Regions from separate parts of the Homo sapiens genome. Here region 2 is linked to region 1. Evidence: chromatin loops called from intact Hi-C (ENCODE). Cell type or tissue: natural killer cell. All regions are shown on one strand. Each heading gives the region's core, and the rest is flanking DNA. Links, peaks and the distances in the headings are about the cores only. Region 1 overlaps C19orf38 (chromosome 19 open reading frame 38). Region 2 overlaps DNM2 (dynamin 2).

The links. Peaks named below come from ENCODE experiments on the same cell type or tissue, not always from the same donor. Only the 100,000 strongest peaks of a DNase experiment are listed, where the experiment ranks them.
Region 2: it touches region 1 in a loop (5-fold over the local background); 5 of 110 quality-filtered maps call a loop at or near these places.

What each region holds. Positions count from the first base shown.
Region 1 is chr19:10,861,884-10,867,253 of GRCh38, forward strand. It overlaps C19orf38 (chromosome 19 open reading frame 38), which reads left to right. Exons shown (of 7, transcript NM_001136482.3): 6 at 1,287-1,324. Among named protein-coding and RNA genes, the nearest start is that of CARM1, 7.0 kb to the right of the region's middle. RefSeq lists enhancers at 970-1,818, 2,695-2,814. In natural killer cell, for the core only: a CTCF peak has its summit at 2,715 (motif pointing left); a DNase peak (open chromatin) is centred at 2,708.
Region 2 is chr19:10,794,471-10,799,840 of GRCh38, forward strand. It overlaps DNM2 (dynamin 2), which reads left to right. Exons shown (of 21, transcript NM_001005361.3): 9 at 902-969; 10 at 2,910-3,048; 11 at 4,016-4,102. Among named protein-coding and RNA genes, the nearest start is that of MIR4748, 17 kb to the left of the region's middle. In natural killer cell, for the core only: no CTCF peak of the experiment used is centred there; DNase peaks (open chromatin) are centred at 2,751 and 3,301; H3K4me3 peaks cover 766 bases; H3K27ac peaks cover 4,274 bases.

The sequences.
Region 1 (5,370 bases), core at 197-5,196:
TTGTTGTTGTTGTTTTTTGTTTGTTTTTGTTTTGAGGCGGAGTCTCACTCTGTCGCCCAGGCTGGAGTGCGGTGACGCGATCTGGGCTCACTGCAAGCTCTGCCTCCTGGGTTCAAGCCATTCTCCTGCCTCAGCCTCCTGAGTAGCTGGGACTACAGGCGCCCGCCACCACACCCGGCTAATTTTTTGTATTTTTTTAGTAGAGATGGGATTTCACCATGTTAGCCAGGATGGTCTCGATCTCCTGACCTCGTGATCTGCCCGCCTCAGCCTCCTAAAGTGCTGGGATTACAGGCATGAGCCACCGCGCCCAGCCTGTTTTTTTTTTTTTTTTTTTTTGAGACAGAGTCTTGCTCTGTCACCCAGACAGGAACGCAGTGGCGCAATCATAGCTCACTGCAGCCTCGACCTCCTAGGCTGAAGTGATCCTCCCCTCTCAGCCTCCTGAGTAGCTGGGACCACAGGCATACACCACCACACTCAGCTACTTTTTAAATTTTTTTTTCTAGAGACAAAAAATTATGTTGCCCAGGCTGGTCTTGAACTCCTGGGCTCAAGTGATCCTCCCTCCTTGGCCTTCCAAAGCGTTGGGATTACAGCCGTGAGCCACCTCACCTGGCTAGAAGTGATGTTTAAGCAGAGACCTACAAGAATGGGTAATGGAGGCCGGGTGTGGTGGCTCACACCTGTAATCCCAGCATTTTGGGAGGCCGAGGCAGGCAGATCTCTTGGGGCAAGGAGTTCAAGACCAACCTGGCCAACATGGTGAATCCCTATCTCTACTAAGAATATGAAAATTAGCTAGGTGTAGTGGTGCATGCCTGTAATCCCAGCTATTAGGAGGCTGAGGCAGGACAATCACTTGAACCCAGGAGGCGGAAGTTGCATTGAGCCGAGATCCTGTCATTGCACTCCAGCCTGGGCAACAGAGTGAGACTCCTTCTCAAAAACAAGAAAAAAAAAATGGGTGATGGAGCAATTGGAGGAGAGCCTGGGGAGGAGGAGGAGCTGGCAGGTGCTCCTTCTGGAAGGCCTGAGATAAGACACCCATTTTCCTGAGGGCAGTGAGAGATACCCCTAGGAAGACTGTGTGTAGAAGGACTTGGTTCACTTTGTAGCTGTGAACAGTTCACCGTGCAGAATGGGTTGGAAAGGCGCCATAGAGGATGCTGGGAGATGGACCCCAATTGCTTCCCTGTGGGCTGGGGGGCAGTGCGGGGATGGCAGGGAGCAGGGAAGTTACAACTGGCCCCCAATCCTGGGTTTTCTTTCTCTTTCTGTTTCAGACATGTCCTTCGATAACTCCCTGTTTACCGTCTCCGCGGTGAGTGGTTCTTTTTCTTGGAACCGGTTTTCTGCTGACCGTCCTACCGGGAGAACGGGGCGGGCTCAAGGGGCACCACGAGGCTAAGTTGACCTGCTGTCTCTAAGCTGCGGGGGGGCTAGGAAAAGCCCAGAATCACTGAACAGGGACTCAGTAGTGAGCCGAGAGTTGGCTGTGAAAAAATCCCAGGGGGTGTGTTAATTGAAGGTGGTGACGTCAGGCTGTCTTGTGGCCACAGGCAGGCAGGCCCCTTGGTGGTATGTCCTGGCCTGGTCAGTGCTGCCTTTGGTCTCAGTCATGACAGCCCCTCAGAATGGTGACAGAGGATTCAGGGTGACCTGGTGGCCTCTCATAGAGGCTTGTGACAATCTGTGTCACAATCTGTGACAGGCTGTGGTCGGTCCCCTCTGGGTATAAAGAAAAGCATGAAGTTGCTGGGTGCGGTGACTCACGTCTGTAATCCCAGCACTTTGGAAGGCCGAGGCGGGTGTGGGTCAGGAGTTTGAGACCAGCCTGACCAATATGGTGAAACCTCATCTCTGCTAAATACAAAAAATTAGCTGGGCGTGGTGGTGCATGCTTGTAATCTCAGCTACTTGGGAGGCTGAGACAGGAGAATCACTTGGACCCAGGAGGTGGAGGTAGCAGTGAGCCAAGATTGAGGCATTGCACTCCAGCCTGGGCCACAAGAGCAAAACTCCATCTAAAACAAACAAACAGATAAAAATGAAAAAGTACAAATGCCAAGGCTACCCCAAAATGTAGCTGTGCAGAGAGTCCCATAGACCCAGGTTTAAATCCCAGCCCTGACACTGTGTGACAATGGGGAACAATATCCCCCAAAAGCAGAGGGAGGGATTTGTTTTTTTTCAAGACAGAGTCTAGCTCTGTCGCCCAGGCTGGAGCACAGTGGTGTGATCTCGGCTCACACAACTTCCGACTCCCGGGTTCAAGCAATTCTCATGCCTCAGCCTCCCGGGCAGCTGGGATTACAGGCACATGCTACCACACCCAGCTGATTTTTGTATTTTTAGTAGAGACGGGGGTTTCACCATGCTGGCCAGGCTGGTCTCAAACTCCTGACCTCAGGTGATCCACTGGGATTACAGGTGTGAGCCACCATGCTGGCTGGCTGCGGAAGCTGCTTTAGACAGGAGATCAGGAAAGTCTGAGATGGGTGACAAGCAGGAGGTGGGGAAGATTGGGGATGATTGATCCAGGCTGAGGACACATTTTTGGCACAGCCCAGTAAGCTGGGGTGGAGTGAGGAGTCGAAGGGGACCCCATGAAGAACTTTGATTTTACTGCTATTGAGCTGGGATCCCGGAAGGGTTCCTAGTATAGGAGGGAGGGGACCGGATTCAGGTGCACACAGGCGCCCTCTGGTGGCTTCTGCAGGAGGACAGATTTGGGGAAAGCGGGGATCAGTGGAAGGCAGGAGCCTGGAGACTGAAGAGCTGGGCCAAGCGTGCACCAAAGGGTGGGTGGTTTGGTCCAAAATGTTGGCAGTGGAGTTCGAAGAAGTGATCAGATGCAGGTTAGGGGAGATATAGGGGAGAGAAAACACAGAGCTGATTTTTGATGAGGGGGCCAAGGGAGAAGAGGGAGGCCAAGGAGGGTGAGGCTTGGAGGGTCAGGAGTGTGGAGTCAGCCACCTCAACCCATGGCGCCTGGGAGCAGATGGAGAGGGGAGTCTACAGTTCAGGAGAGAGGTCAGTTCTAGAGATAGACTAGGAGTGCCTGGGATACAGATGGTAGGAAGGAAGGGGGCTTGGCACGGGCCTGTGCAGCCCTCTGAGGTCTCTGCTTCCAGAATAAATCCTGAGGCCATAAGAAAAACCCGGCAGGCAGGGCTCAATCTAAACGTTTCCATGAGAATCCACACCGCACAGAACACCAGCCTGGTGATGCCCCCTCTCCCCACTTTTTGAGGTAGTTTTTATTTATTTTTGTTTGTTTTTTGAGATGGAGTCTTGCTCTGTCACCCAGGCTGGAGTGCAGTGGCTTGATCTCACTGCAACCTCCACCTCCTGGATTCAAGCGATTCTCCTGCCTCAGCTTCCCGAGTAGCTGGGATTACAGGCGCCTGCCATCGCGCCCGGCTAATTTTTGTATTTTTAGTAGAGACGGGTTTTCATCATGTTGGCCAGGCTGGTCTCCAACAACCGACCTCAGGTGATCCGCCCGCCTTGGCCTCCCAAAGTGCTGGGATTACAGGCATGAGCCACCATGCCCGGCCTTTTATTTGTTTTTTTACTTTTTTTTTCTTAAATTAAGGACCAGGCGTGGTGGCTCATGCCTGTAATCCCATCACTTTAAGAGGCCGAGGTGGGAAGATTGCTTGAGCCTGGGAGGTTGAGTCTGCAGTGAGCTATGATTGCATCACTGCACTCCAGCCTGGGTGACAGAGCAAGACTTTGTCTCAAACAAACAAAAAATTTCCGTATGAAAAGCATTCACATGTCAAAATATACAATAAAGTTTTCTTACTAAGCCATGCCTCTTCATCCATTGGTATTCCTTTCTGCAGACATACAGGTAACCACTGTTAGCAGCTGCACGTGGCAAATACACGCAGAAGTGGATCTGTACCTTCACCCACCACCCCCGCCAATTTTTTTTTGAGACAGGGTCTTGCTCTGTCTCCCACGCTGGAGTGCAGGGGCACCATCATAGCTCACTGCAGCCTTGATCACCTGGGCTCAAAAGATCCTCCAGCCTCAGCCTCCCGAGTAGCTGGGACCACAGACTTCCACCACCATGCCCAGCTAGTTTATTTTTATATATATATTTATTTATTTATTTTTCTTCCTTTTTATTTTTAAATTTTATTTTATTAATTTTTTGAGATGGAGTTTTGCTCTTTCGCCCAGGCTGGAGTAAAGGGATGTCATGATCTTGGCTCACTGCAACCTCCCCCCCTGGGTTCAAGTGATTCTCCTGCCTCAGCCTCCCAAGTAGCTGGGATTATAGGTGCCTGCCACCATGCCTGGCTAATTTTTTTTTTTTTTTGAGACGGACTCTCGCTCTGTCACCAGGCTGGAGTGCAGTGGTGCCATCTTGGCTCACTGCAACCTCAACCTCCCAGGTTCAAGCGATTCTCCTGCCGAGTAGCTGGGATTACAGGCGAGCGCCAGCATGCCCAGCTAATTTTTTTTTTTTTTTTTTTTGTATTTTTAGTAGAAGCGGAGTTTCTCCATGTTTGTCAGGCTAGTCTCGAACTCCTGACCTCAAATGATCCACCTGCCTCAGCCTCCCAAAGTGCTGGGATTACAGGCGTGAGCCACCAGGCCCGGCCTTTTTTTTAAGATACAGTTTCACTTTGTTGCCTAGTCTGGAGTGCAGTGGTACGATCTTGGCTTGCTGCACCCAGGTTCAAGCAATTCTCATGTCTCAGCTTCCCGAGTAGCTTGGATTACAGGCACATGCCACCGCGGCTGGCTAAAGTTTTTTTTTTTGGAGACGGAGTTTCGCAATTATCGTCCAGGCTGGAGTGCAGTGGTGCCATCTGCAGCCTCCACTTCTGGGGTTGAAGCGATTCTCCCACCTCAGCCTCCCAAGTAGCTGGGACTGTAGGTGCCTGATACCACACCTAGCTAATGTTTGTATTTTTAGTAGATACAGGGTTTCACCATGTTGGCCTGGCTCGTCTTGAACTCCTGACCTCAGGTGATCCACCCACCTCAACCTCCCAAAGTGTTGGGATTATAAGCATGAGCCACTGCACCCAGCCTAATTTTTGTATAATTTTTGTATATTTTTAGTAGAGACAAGGTTTCACCAAGTTGGCCAGGCTGGTCTCAGACTCCTGACCTCAAGTGATCTGCCCGCCTCGGCCTCCCAAAGTGCTGGGGTTACAGGCATGAGCCACCGTGCCCGGCCCAGAAATTTCTCATCCTCCCAAACTTGTCTCCGTGCAACACCCACTCCCCGTTGTCCCTCCCCCAGCCCCTGGCACCCACCATTCTCCTGTCTCTGTGGATTTGCCTCTTCTGGACATCTCATGGATATGAGATCACATGATATTTTTCCTTTTGTGACTGGCC
Region 2 (5,370 bases), core at 261-5,260, 67 kb before region 1:
AAATGCAGTGGCTCACGCCTATAATCCGTGGGAGGCCAAGGGGGCCTGATCACTTGAGCCCAGGAGTTCAAGACCAGCCTGGGCAACATGGTGAAACCCCATCTCTACTAAAAATACAAAAATTATCCAGGTGTGGTGGCATGTGCCTGTAGTCCTAGCTACTTGGGAAGCTGAGGTAGGAGAATCACTTGAGCCCAGGAGGCAGAGGATGCAGCAATGAGCCAAGATGGCACCACCGCACTCCAGCCTCAGTGACAGAGCCAGACCCTATCTCAAAAAAAAACAAAAAAAACAAAAAGAAAGAAAAAAGAAAAAGCTGGGTGTGGTGGTGCATACTGATAGTCTGAAAAATCTAAGTTTACATGAATTTATATTCCCACCAATATGATGAGAGAGTTGGTGTCATGTCATGCTTTCTGAAACTGGGTTTTAATTAATTAATTTGTTTGTTTATTTTTATTTTTTTTGAGACAGGGTCTTGCTCTTTCACCCAGGCTGGAGTGCAGTGGTGCAATCACAGCTCACTGCAGCTTCGACCTTCCTGGGCTCGGATGATCCTCCCACCTCAGCCTCCCGAGTAGCTGGGACTATAGGCGTGCACCAGCCCACCTGGCCAATTTTTGTATTTTTAGTAGAGATGGGGTCTCACTATGTTGCCCAGGCTGGTCTCAAACTCCTGGGCTCAAGCCATCTGCCTGCCTTGGCCTCCCAAAGTGCTGAGATTACAGGTGTGAGCCACTGTATCTGGCCAGTTTTCAATTTTTTAAATAAAATTTTGACGAGTTAAATATTCTGCCTTGTGAATATAGCCACACGTGGGAGAGAACGTTCCCCAGATGCACGCCTGCCACGGGGGCGCCCCGGGTGCCTCCATGCATGTGCTTGGTTTGTCTCTTCTCAGATGGAGTTTGACGAGAAGGACTTACGACGGGAGATCAGCTATGCCATTAAGAACATCCATGGAGTCAGGCAAGTTCCACGAGGAGAGTCACCACTGTTCCTTCCTCTCCGTGGTGCGACCCCCCAGCTAATTGGGTCACCCACACCTCTGAGTCCCTAATCGTTAGGCCTTAAGAGGGCTCTTGGATGGTTTTCTGTAGCTGCGAGCCCCTCCCTGAGGGTCTCCAAGGGCACATGAGGGTGGATGTGTCTTAGTCCTGCGTCCATTGCAGGCTTCAGGGCTGTCTGCAGCTCCTGATCAAATAGGGCTTAGTTCCTGCCCAGTCGGTTGGTGTGAACCTCATGCTAAACTAAGAATGCTCACTGCAGATTTGCCTGGGGAGGGGCGGGGCGGCACTGAATCAGGGTTTTGGGAAGCCAGCATGAGTCCCCATCATGGCTTCCTCGTGAGCCTCTTGGGTCCCCTCCTTATTCTAACAAAGGTAGTTGCTCCAGGTGTCTGCCCTTCCATCGCCGTGGGGTCCTCGGGTCACCCTGAGGGTTTCCGGGCAGTGGACTCAGGCATCCGACCCCACACATGACACAACCTTCATTCCTTGTTGGGGACCCGGCCAGGGCCAATGAAATTGCTGACCATGCTTTGTTTCTCTCTGACTTATCTCCCCTGCCCCCGGGTCTGGACGGTTTCAGGACCGGGCTTTTCACCCCGGACTTGGCATTCGAGGCCATTGTGAAAAAGCAGGTCGTCAAGCTGAAAGAGCCCTGTCTGAAATGTGTCGACCTGGTTATCCAGGAGCTAATCAATACAGTTAGGCAGTGTACCAGTAAGGTATTGCTCCCTCGGCAGGGTGACTCCTGACCTTGTGGAAACGGGGGTACGGGGGTTTGGTATCAGGCTCCCAGCGCCTCATTGGCCCCCACTGGTGCCTTTTCTCCCCATATCGCTTTGTGTCCGTGAACTTGGCCTCTCCCCAGAGGCTGGGGCAGGAGCATGTAGGCCTGGGCCCAGGCACACAGGGGAGTGCCAGGCCTCCTGGACTGGCCAGACAGATGCACAGTTGTCCCTGGGACCCTGATACCAAGCCTAGCATGTGTCTGATGAAATTGGGGTTTCACTGGGCTGTTGCTTTGCTGCCTCCTGGGAAGCAGAGAGGGACCCCCCGCGTCAACTGCTGGAGGCTGAGCTCCTTGAAGCTCCCTGGCTGTCACCCCTTCTTGACCAATGCCCGGCATTCTCAGACTTCCCTGGAGCCACCGACTTCTCTGTCCCTCAGCTCCGGGAATGGCCTGAATGCCAGCGACATCATGAGAGCCAGCTGGGGTCCTAAGTGCCCCTGCCCACCCCCTGCACCCCACGCTGTCCCCCAGGGGCAGCCCATTTTTGGATCCACTTAGTCACAGTGCCTCTATGCGCTCTCGACGAGCCACTGCCTCCACTCAGCAGGACGCGCCGGGCTCCCCCAACCCGCGCCAACGCCGCGGGCCTGGTTCCCAGGGCAGCACGCTTTGGCCAAGCAGCTGAAATGCCTCCCAGTGGGCAGTCTGTGCTTGCGCGACCACAGTGTCCCCAGCGCTCCGGGTTGCCAGGGAATTTCTGCTTGAGCCCCTCTGTTCTTAGTCTGGAAAAGCCCACATTTGCTGCTTAAGCTTCTTCGATTAGAAAAGGGAGGGGGAAAACAGTCCAAACAGGTTGGAAAACGCTCGTCCTAGAGCCAGGTGTCATGGACATGAATGTTAGAGGACTCCGCACACCTTGGCTGTCTGTCTGTGCAATGACAACCCCCCGTGGCCCTTCTGTAACTACACCCCAGACCGAGCCCACACCCCCAAACCCCAGACCTCTTTGATCCGAAGCAGCTTCCGGGGCAAATGCGGGCGCAGGCTCCCCCATGCATGGACTAATCAGATGACTCTCGTTTCTTCTCTTCTCTCTGTCTCCTGTCCTGCGTGTGTGGCCTGCACTGTCCCTGGGTGTCTTTCTGCCTCATCCTGCCCTCCGCATGACCCAGGACGGGGCTCTTCACCCCCGACATGGCCTTTGAAGCCATTGTGAAAAAACAGATTGTAAAACTCAAAGAGCCGAGTTTGAAGTGTGTTGATCTCGTGGTCTCAGAGCTGGCCACGGTCATAAAAAAGTGTGCCGAGAAGGTAACAGGTTTTGTTCTCATCTCCGCATTTGTCCCCGTCCTCCCCCTCCATGTGTTAGTCTCAACCCGAGCATCTGGAAAATTCAGCCTCGGCAGGAACCCCCTTCCGCCTACCAGTTGTCACTTAGAGATGTCGCCACCTTGCATTGGCAGATGGAATGGGGGGAGTGGCATCACACGTGGGTTGTGGCTGCCCGTGGGGGCGGTCAGCCTTTGTTGTTGCCAAACGCATTGCATTTACTAAGCAGTGCCCTTTCCTGGAACCCCTAGAGAAAGGGGTTTCCCAGCCAGCACCAAAACAGCAAAACACAGGAAACACATCATCTGTATAGCCCTGCATGTTCTCACAGTCTAGGCCACCTGAGAGTAACCATTCCATTTTCCCCGACTCGTGGACTTGACCCACACTGCAGAAGATGGGACTCCCCTGTGCATGAGGTCTGGTTAAGTTGGTGCTGCAGATGAAGCCTGGGGAGGTGGGGGCATTTGGCGAGTGTGTGCCACAGATACAGTGATCAGGAGTGGTTCTCTGCAAGGAGTTCCTATCGAGGCTGATGGCCCAGATACCCGCCTTACCATTCTAGAACAGACGCTACTCACTCACGCTGGCGAGGCCCTTCAGGGTTCCTGCTCTCACCCAGTGCTGGGCAAGAGGGGGGTGCCCTGAAGCCCTGCATGGCAAACATGCCCCTGCTTTTCTGCTTTCATGTTGCCTCCTGCCTCCTGCCCCCCGGTCACTGGCTGGAAAAGCAGCTCTGCTCTCCTGCTGTCTCCGGTCCACGGTGCCCCCACTCTTCTGCTCTTAGCTCCCAGCTGGACTCACTGGGGGCCAGGAGCAAGGTGTGGGCTCGGTGGGCCCCCTCATATCTCATTCCCCACCCCCCTCCGCATTTTCTACCTGTGTGGTTCATGTTGCTTCCCGTGCCACGAGGACCCCGCCAATGCGACCACTCTGCTTGTTCCCCCAGCTCAGTTCCTACCCCCGGTTGCGAGAGGAGACAGAGCGAATCGTCACCACTTACATCCGGGAACGGGAGGGGAGAACGAAGGACCAGGTACTGGCCTTTTGTCTTCTTTATTGGGTATAATTTACATGCAGTAAATGTCAAGTGTACTGTTCTGTGCATGCTGACAGCTGCATATGGCAAAGTAACCCTTACCTCAATCAAGATACAGAGCGGTTCCGTCACCTCCTAAAATCCCTGTCCCTATCATGCTGACAGCTGCATATGGCAAAGTAACCCTTACCTCAATCAAGATACAGAGCGGTTCCGTCACCTCCTAAAACCCCTGTCCCTATCATGCTGACAGCTGCATATGGCAAAGTAACCCTTACCTCAATCAAGATACAGAGCGGTTCCGTCACCTCCTAAAATCCCTGTCCCTATGCCCCTTTGTAGTCAACCTCTCAAAAACCCACAGGCCAGGCTGGGTGTAGTAACTCACGCCTGTAATCCCAGCACTTAGGGAGGCTCAGGCAGGAGGATTGCTTGAGCCCAGGAGTTCGAGACCAACGTGGGCAACATAGCAAGACCTTGTCTCTACGAAAACATAAAAAAATTAGCCAGGCGTGGTGGCGCATGCCTGTGGTCCCAGTTACTTGGGAGGGTGAGGTGGGAGGATCCCTTGAGCCCACAAGATCAAGGCTTCAGTAAGTTATGGTCGTGCCATCGCCCTCCAGCCTGGGAGACAGAGCGAGACCCCGTCTCTTAAAAAAGAAGCAGCAAAGGAAATCCCCAGGCCCTGGCCACCACCAGCCCGCTCCCTATCCTACAGTCCTTCAAGTGGACTCCCACAACGTAAGGCCCATTGACTCTTGACTCCCTTCCTGCCACCCTTCTTCCCTCCCTCCCTCCCCTCGGCGTCTGCATTTGGGAGCCAAGCGTGTTGTTTGTTGTATCTGTAGTTTGCTGCCTTGATTACTAAGCAATCTTCCAGGGAATGGATGGAGCACAGCAAGGACCTCCACTTGCCTGCTGGAGGGTGTTTGGGGTGCTTTTTGTGTTGTGGTTTTTTGTTTTTTTTTTTTTTTTTGAGACAGAGTTTTGCTCTGTCGCCCAGGCTGGGGTGCAGTGGCACGATCTTGACTCACTGCCACCTCCACTTCCCAGGTTCAAGTGATTCTCATGCCTCAGCCTCCGAAGTAGCCAGGACTACAGGCACATGCCACTTTACCCACCTAATTTTTGTATTTTTAGTAGAGAGAGATTTTCACTATGTTGGCCAGGCTGGTCTTGAACTCCTGACCTCAGGTGATCTGCCCGCCTTGGCCTCCCAAAGTGCTGGGATTATAGGGGTGAGCTACCACGCCCAGCCTGCTTTT